2 separate regions of the Homo sapiens genome follow, and region 2 is linked to region 1. The links are chromatin contacts, found by Hi-C or POLR2A ChIA-PET in ENCODE. All regions are on one chromosome and are shown on one strand. Each heading gives the region's core, a stretch centred on a gene start or an enhancer-like site at or near the end of the contact. The rest is flanking DNA. Distances are from core to core; before and after follow the strand shown. Region 1 overlaps IER5L-AS1 (IER5L antisense RNA 1). Region 2 has its middle 52 kb from the start of C9orf50.

The links. A loop is a pair of places that touch in the nucleus more often than their neighbours do. ChIA-PET counts read pairs that join two places held with the same protein, here RNA polymerase II (POLR2A). Pooled maps may share reads with other maps.
Region 2: a loop to region 1 is called in a pooled map, with 2.1 times the contacts of the local background. The contact joins two enhancer-like sites. A Hi-C loop is called at or near these places in 1 of 50 pooled maps. POLR2A ChIA-PET finds 5 or more read pairs at or near these places in 2 of 52 experiments (PC-9 and naive thymus-derived CD8-positive, alpha-beta T cell).

The regions. Positions count from the first base shown.
Region 1 is chr9:129,256,757-129,259,988 of GRCh38, reverse strand. It overlaps IER5L-AS1 (IER5L antisense RNA 1), which reads right to left. Exons shown (of 7, transcript NR_187590.1): 3 at 3,057-3,091; 4 at 2,187-2,218; 5 at 1,605-1,660; 6 at 1,107-1,195; 7 at 1-988. Among named protein-coding and RNA genes, the nearest start is that of IER5L-AS1, 22 kb to the right of the region's middle. RefSeq lists an enhancer at 844-1,382 and a silencer at 1,516-1,565. Within about 2 kb of position 1,473, at least 4 of the 41 ENCODE cell types and tissues checked have a DNase peak (open chromatin) inside an H3K27ac peak, as active enhancers do.
Region 2 is chr9:129,568,010-129,570,982 of GRCh38, reverse strand. No RefSeq gene overlaps it. Among named protein-coding and RNA genes, the nearest start is that of C9orf50, 52 kb to the left of the region's middle. RefSeq lists enhancers at 1-293, 1-305, 306-1,169. Within about 2 kb of position 1,568, at least 29 of the 41 ENCODE cell types and tissues checked have a DNase peak (open chromatin) inside an H3K27ac peak, as active enhancers do.

The DNA of each region.
Region 1 (3,232 bases), core at 224-2,723:
GGGACTGTGGACAGAGGGAGGTTAGAGAGATGACAACAGTGGATAGGTGCTACTGAAGGCATCTTGGGAAAATAGCGGGTAACCAGAAAGGGAGTGGTGCAGGAATGGCGAGGCGGAGGTGGACTGCAGAGATTCCAGAGGTAAAACTGTCAGGATGGCGTGGTCGGCAGAACAATGCCTCCAAAATGTCTGCATCCCAATCCCCGGAACATATGGATCTCCTTCTTATATTTCATGACAGGGGAGAATTAAGGTTGCAGGTGGAATTGAGGTTGCTAATCAGCTGATTTTGCGATGGGGAGATTATTCTGGATTATCTGGGAGGACCAATGTAATCACAAGGTTCTTAAATGTGGAAGAGGGAGGCAGGAGAGTCAGCGTCACAGCGATGCTAGGGAGGAAAGACTCGGAGCTATTGCTGGCTTTGAAGACGGAAGGGGGCCAATGTGGGCGGCCTCTATACTTGGAAAAGGCAAGGAAACCGATTCTCCCTCAAGAGCCTCCAGCAGGAACACTGTCCTGCAGACACCTTGAATTTAGCCCTCTGAGACCATGTCAGATTTCTGACCTATAGAACTGTAAGAGAGTAGATGTGTGTTGTTTTAAGCCACTCAATTTGTAGTGAGTTGTTACAGTAGCAATAGAAAACTGATACAACTGGCGATGGGGATGGGGCTGGGAGAAGGGGCATCAAGGACATCTGGCTTGGGGACTGGAAGGACGGCTATGCCACCAAGCTCGAGAGGCTGCAGGAGGATAAACGCGTGGGATGGGAGTCCACACCTCCTCTGGCTGCCGCACCTGAGGGAGCAGCCCAGCCCAGCAGTGGGCACGGAGCCCAAGGATGGGGGTGCATTCGTCATCACAATCAGGGGTGCAGTCGCTGCTGTAGGATGGATAGGCGAATGGATGCAGGCGAGGTCCCCTACGATGCCTTGGGTCTCATGATTCGAATATCAAAACAACCACACTTATTAAGCTTTCGGTTCTAGAACAAGACAGAGAAACAGAATTTAAACCTCAAGGTCTGAGGTCAATGTGGGGTTAGAAACTCAGGGCCGGGAGGCATAAGCAGAAACCCTGCGGGTTCTCAGATGCCCGCGTACCCGATTCTTCCTGGAGGAAGGGGAGCAGGTGAAATTGACTGGGTTCCTCTCCCACCTCTCTTTCCGTAGCAATTCCTTTTTTCCCTTTCCTTCAAAATAAAAAGGAAGAGGGGGTGCCCTGCTCGCAGGAGAAGCGCGGGGCCCATCCCCGCCCGGGCCACGCGGACCCCTCCGCCCGGCTTCGTTCCCCGCCTCCCCCGGTCCTTTGTCTCGCTCCCGCGCTGCCGCGCACATGGTCCCCTGTCAAATTCTGGGCGGCTCCCGGGGACACGTGTCTGGGAGCCCGCAGCTCCGCCGGCCCGCGTAACCATGGAAACCGCGGCCAATGGGAGGCCGTGTTGCCCGTGGGGGCGGAGCCGAGCGCGCCCGGAGCAGGAGGGGCCGGGAGGGCGTGGGTGGGGCGGGGCCGATACGACAGCAAGCTCGGGGCGGGGCCCGGGTGACCCCGACCCCGGGCGGTCCGCAGTGCGGAGGATGCTCACCGGGCTGACGTCTTACCGCGTATTTTTGACATCTTGACAGCGTTTCCTCGGCACTCCTGGGATTTTCTTTGCCTATGAAGTGCTGAGTGTGATCCCACCAGCAACGCTTACTAGCGATATGCGTTGTGCAAGTGACTGAGCCTTGCTTTGCCTCATCTGATAAATGGGGGAGTTGTCAGGGTCCCGCAAGATATGCGATTAGCCCAGGACTCGCACCCAGAGGTGACCAGTAACAGCAGTGACCCTTACGACAAACGGCCTTTTTCCTGCTCCTATGGAAAGAAGGACCTCATTCGTAAGTGAAGGATCCACCCTCTCAGAGGCTCATTTGCCCAAGCCTGATCCCAGTACCTGCCTCAACGTGCCTGTCGACAAACTGGGAAGATGGTACTGCAGTCCCTCAGGGTCTCATGCAGCATCCAGGCTGCTGAGTTCCCGGAGGTAGACACAGATGAGCATTTCTGGGTGCAGGGGCAGAAAGAAAGTTACAGTGCCAAGAGCTGGGGGCAGGACAGGGTTTGCCTCCCAGCCGGGTCACCCTCACGGGCGTTTTTGCCTCTCTGGGAAAAAGCATCTTGTGAAGCAGTGGAGATGATACCTGCCGACTTCCCACTCCACGTGGAGGAGAATCTGAAATGAGAAAATGGATTCTCAAAAACCTCTGTTTCTAAGTAAGCCTGAGAGAGTTCAATGGAGGCAGAAACAGATGGCTGCACCGAGGGACCGCGTCCCTCTTACCTGGCTTCCCCAGGGCCCAGAGCAGGGCCTGAGACCAACAAATACCCCCTAGCCAGGAGTTTCAATGAGCTGAAATCTGTTTCACTTTTAGGAAGAAGTGGGAAATGCACTCCTTCATTCATTCACTCATTCATTCATTCATTCAACAGTTTTCTGTAAGTCTGCTGTGTGCCAGGCACTGTGCTAGATACCCAGGCTACAACTGTGAACAAAACATTCCTGTCCTGAAAGAGGTCACCGTCTGGCTGGGGAGACAGACGTTAAAGAAATAAACAGGCAAACAAACACGCAGCCACAAATATCCATAAATGCCCTGAAAGGAAAACTCATGAGCCATGAGCACGTAGGAAATAAAAAGGAGCTGGGGGAGGGGCAGGCAGGGCAGGCCTCCCTGAGGAGGTGACCTTTAAGAGGGACCTGAGGACTGAGCCAGAGTTAGCCTGGTGAGGAGTGGAGGAAAAGAATTTCAGGCAAAGGGAACAGCGTGTGGGTGCTCTGAGCCTGGAGGCCAGAAGGAGCTTGGGCATGCGTGCAAGGACAATGTCTGTGTGGTCCAGAAGCCGGCAAGGGAGGCGTCTATGGAAGGCCAGTTAGATAGGGTCACACTAAGGATCTTGATTTTCGAAAATGGCCACAAAATAGGCTCCTGGGGACTTAAACTAAAATACACACCCCTGTTTTTCAAAGTGATTCCCGGGATTGGGCTTATATTCAATCCAGTTTCACTCACCTTCTACCTGTTCCAATCTGAAGGCACTGGACAATCTAGAATCAGAAATGCATTTCATCATACTCTGCACATTGCACTAAGAAAGAAAAGGAAGGCTGAGGCTGGGCATGGTGGCTCACGCCTGTAATCCCAGCACTTTGGGAGGCCGACATGGGCAGATTGCTTGAGCCCAGGAG
Region 2 (2,973 bases), core at 319-2,818, 310 kb before region 1:
TGAGTAAATGTTAGGTGGTTGGATAGATGGGGCCTCAGGCGGGTGAGACCCAGCTATGTGCTGTTTCGAATCCCAGCCCACGGCGTCCTGCCAGTCCCCCTGCTAACCTCATTTGGTTGCTAGCAGTAGCCTTCATTTTCTGCTGAGTCACTACTCTCAACCCAGACGTGGGGTTGGGCGTGCCAGGAATTTGGAGGGAAGAAAGATTGACAGAACCTCAGCACCTCAACACCAGCTCCATTTTTAAGATGAAGAAACCGAGGCGGGGGAGGAGGTCTGCTCAGTCCTGGAACACCCCACTTCCCCAGCAGCCTTAGGCCGCCACCCCTGCCCGGCTTACCCACCTCCATCGGGGAGCCTCTGTCATTCTGGTAGCTGGGGGGTGGGGGACTGGGGAACAGAACACATTCCCCAGGGCCCTTTGAGTCATGCTGAGTCCTGTAGAAGTCCCAGCACCACCCATGGTGCTCCCAGGAAGCTTTAGCTGGCCTCTGGGAAGCAAATTGGGGCTCCTGACCCCTCTAAACAGAGAATGGCACCCCCGCTCCATGAGTCTCTTTCCTCCTTTCCTCTCTGGCCCCTCTTGCCCTTCTCTGTGCCTGGTGGCAGGATTTAGGAGCCCATCTCTGTCCCCCATAAGTACTGTGGCTGGGCGAGCCCCTGCCCTTCCCTGGGCCTCACTGGCCCAGCTGGGACCAGGCCAGCAAACCCAAGTCTCTCTTGACCTGACCCCCCAGGACACTGTGTCCATTGGAGCTCTGACTGTACCCCCTTTGCCCTGGTGCCCTCCAGTCCCCACCCCTCTCTCTCTCTCTGGCCCTCTTATGGACTCTTCCAGAGGGAGACTGTCCCACCCCACCTCCTGGCTTCTCCTTCCTCTTGGTCTCTCTCCTCCTGGCCATCCTCATTGGAAAATGCCAAGTCTGCAGGTTTCCCATGACCTTGAACAACCGGCAGTTTGGGAGTGAGCAGCTCTGAGCTTTGCAAGGAGGGCCTAGGGTGAGGCCCACCATGGGTCCTGGGGGCTGCATTGCCTTTGCACCCCACACCCTGTCCTGCTGACCTTGCTTCATTTTTCTCCATGGCAAGTGGCATCTTCTCACTGCTTACTTGGGTATTGTACGTCCATGGCCTCAGTAGAATGTTCCTTCCACAACGGTAGGGGTTTTGTCAGCTGTGGTCACTGCTTGGTCCTCACCCGGAAGGCCTATAACAGTGCCTGGCCCACAGGGGGCCTCCATGAGTGCTGAGGAAGGAGGATTTCCTCCAAGCCACCTGTGGGGAGCACTTCCTTGTGGGCATCACTGCCTCTGATGCACCATCTGCCTGCCCAGGATATGCCAGGCCCCTTTCAGAAGATGGGGAAACTGAGGCTCAGAGAGGAAGAGACGAAGGGAAGGAACGGATGCAACCTCACACAGTGGTCCCTGGTGGGAGTCCAGAGGAACGGATGCAACCTCACACAGTGGTCCCTGGTGGGAGTCCAGAGTCGAACCCACGCATTCAGGCCGTGGCGCTTGACTTAGCCCTTCCTCCCACCAGCCAGCCAGTCCGCCAACAGCTGAGAGGGGCTGGGACAGCCCCGCCCGCACCCCACGTCCCTGACGCCTTCGGCCACGCCCCTGTGGTAGAGTGAAGAAACTGAGGCACCCCGCCTCCTCGGATTCCTTGCAAGCCTCCTTCCCACACCCGCGCCCGCGCCCCCGCCCCCTCCTCGGGCCCTGCCCTCCCTCCCTGGCCTGGCCCCGGCCCCGGCCCCGGCCCCGGCCCCGCGTAGCCCCCGGCCCTTGGCAGAGCTCAGCCCGCGCCCACCCGGAGCCGGGGAGGGAGAGAAAAATGAGTTTTCCTGCCGCCCGGTGGCGGTGTCAATTGATCGCGCGCGGGCGGGGCTGCGCGCCGGGCTGGGGGCCTTGCTCGCAGCTGCCGGCGCGCAATTATCGGGAAAAAACTGGGGCGGCTGCCGCGGTGAAATTAGTTATCGATCCCTCGGTGGGGCCGCGGGGCCGCGCTTGGCGCTGAGGGCTGCAGACCCGGCCAAGCCCGCTGGGCGGGGCGGGGGCCTGGGGGGCGGCGGGGGCGGGCCCTCCCCCTGCTCCGGCCTCTCCCTCCTCCCCCTCCTCCTCCCTCCTCCTCCCGCCCGCGCTCCCCTCTCCCATTCATCCTGCCGCCGTATCGACCCGCGGCCGACCCCGCGCGGCCAGGCGCCCCCGCCCGCTGCCCTCTCCTTTCCCAGCCCGGCCTCCCCCGCGGGGGCTGTCACCGAGCGCCTGGCACGGCCGGGCCATGCCCCGGGGAAGGAGGGACCAGGGCCGGGGGCGGGAGCCAGCCCTTGTGCTCGCAGCCCTGGGTTCGGAGCCCAGCTGCCCGGGAAGGTTTCCAGATCTCCCTGAGCCTCAGTTTCCCCATCTGTAAACTGGGTGGTGGTGGCTTCGTCCCCCGCTTTGAGAGGACAGCAGGAGAGGCGTCCTGAGAAGTGAGTTCGCCTGGAAGCTGCCGGGCTGTAGTTTGCGTTGATACCACCGATCTTCCCGGTCACTCTAGGAGACGGGCCATATCCCCGTTTTACAAATGAGGAAACTAACTCAGCGAGGGGAGACGCCGTGTCCAGGGACACACAGTAAGCAGGTGGCCCAGGAGGACCCCAGAACCCGGCTGGAGGTGGCGGTGGGGGGCGAGGGGTGCCTGCGGAAGGAGAGGAACAGGAGCAGCGGGAGGTCAGCGCTGGCACCTGCAGCCCTGTCAGCCTGCGGGGGTGCGGAAGTTTGGGAGGTCTTAGCAGAGTGGTGCTGACAGATCGTAGAGCGTGGGTGGAGGTCAGGGCTCCCCAGCCCTCGCTGAGCCATTGGCTCGGCAGCCTCCTGGTTGGAGAGGAAGAGTGGGGAGGGACAGAGGAAGGAGAGGGAAGCAAAGAGGAGAAGGGGAGTGTCTTTGCCCAGAGCCAGCCTGCCACCCTCTCCTTTCCCAGCACTAGGC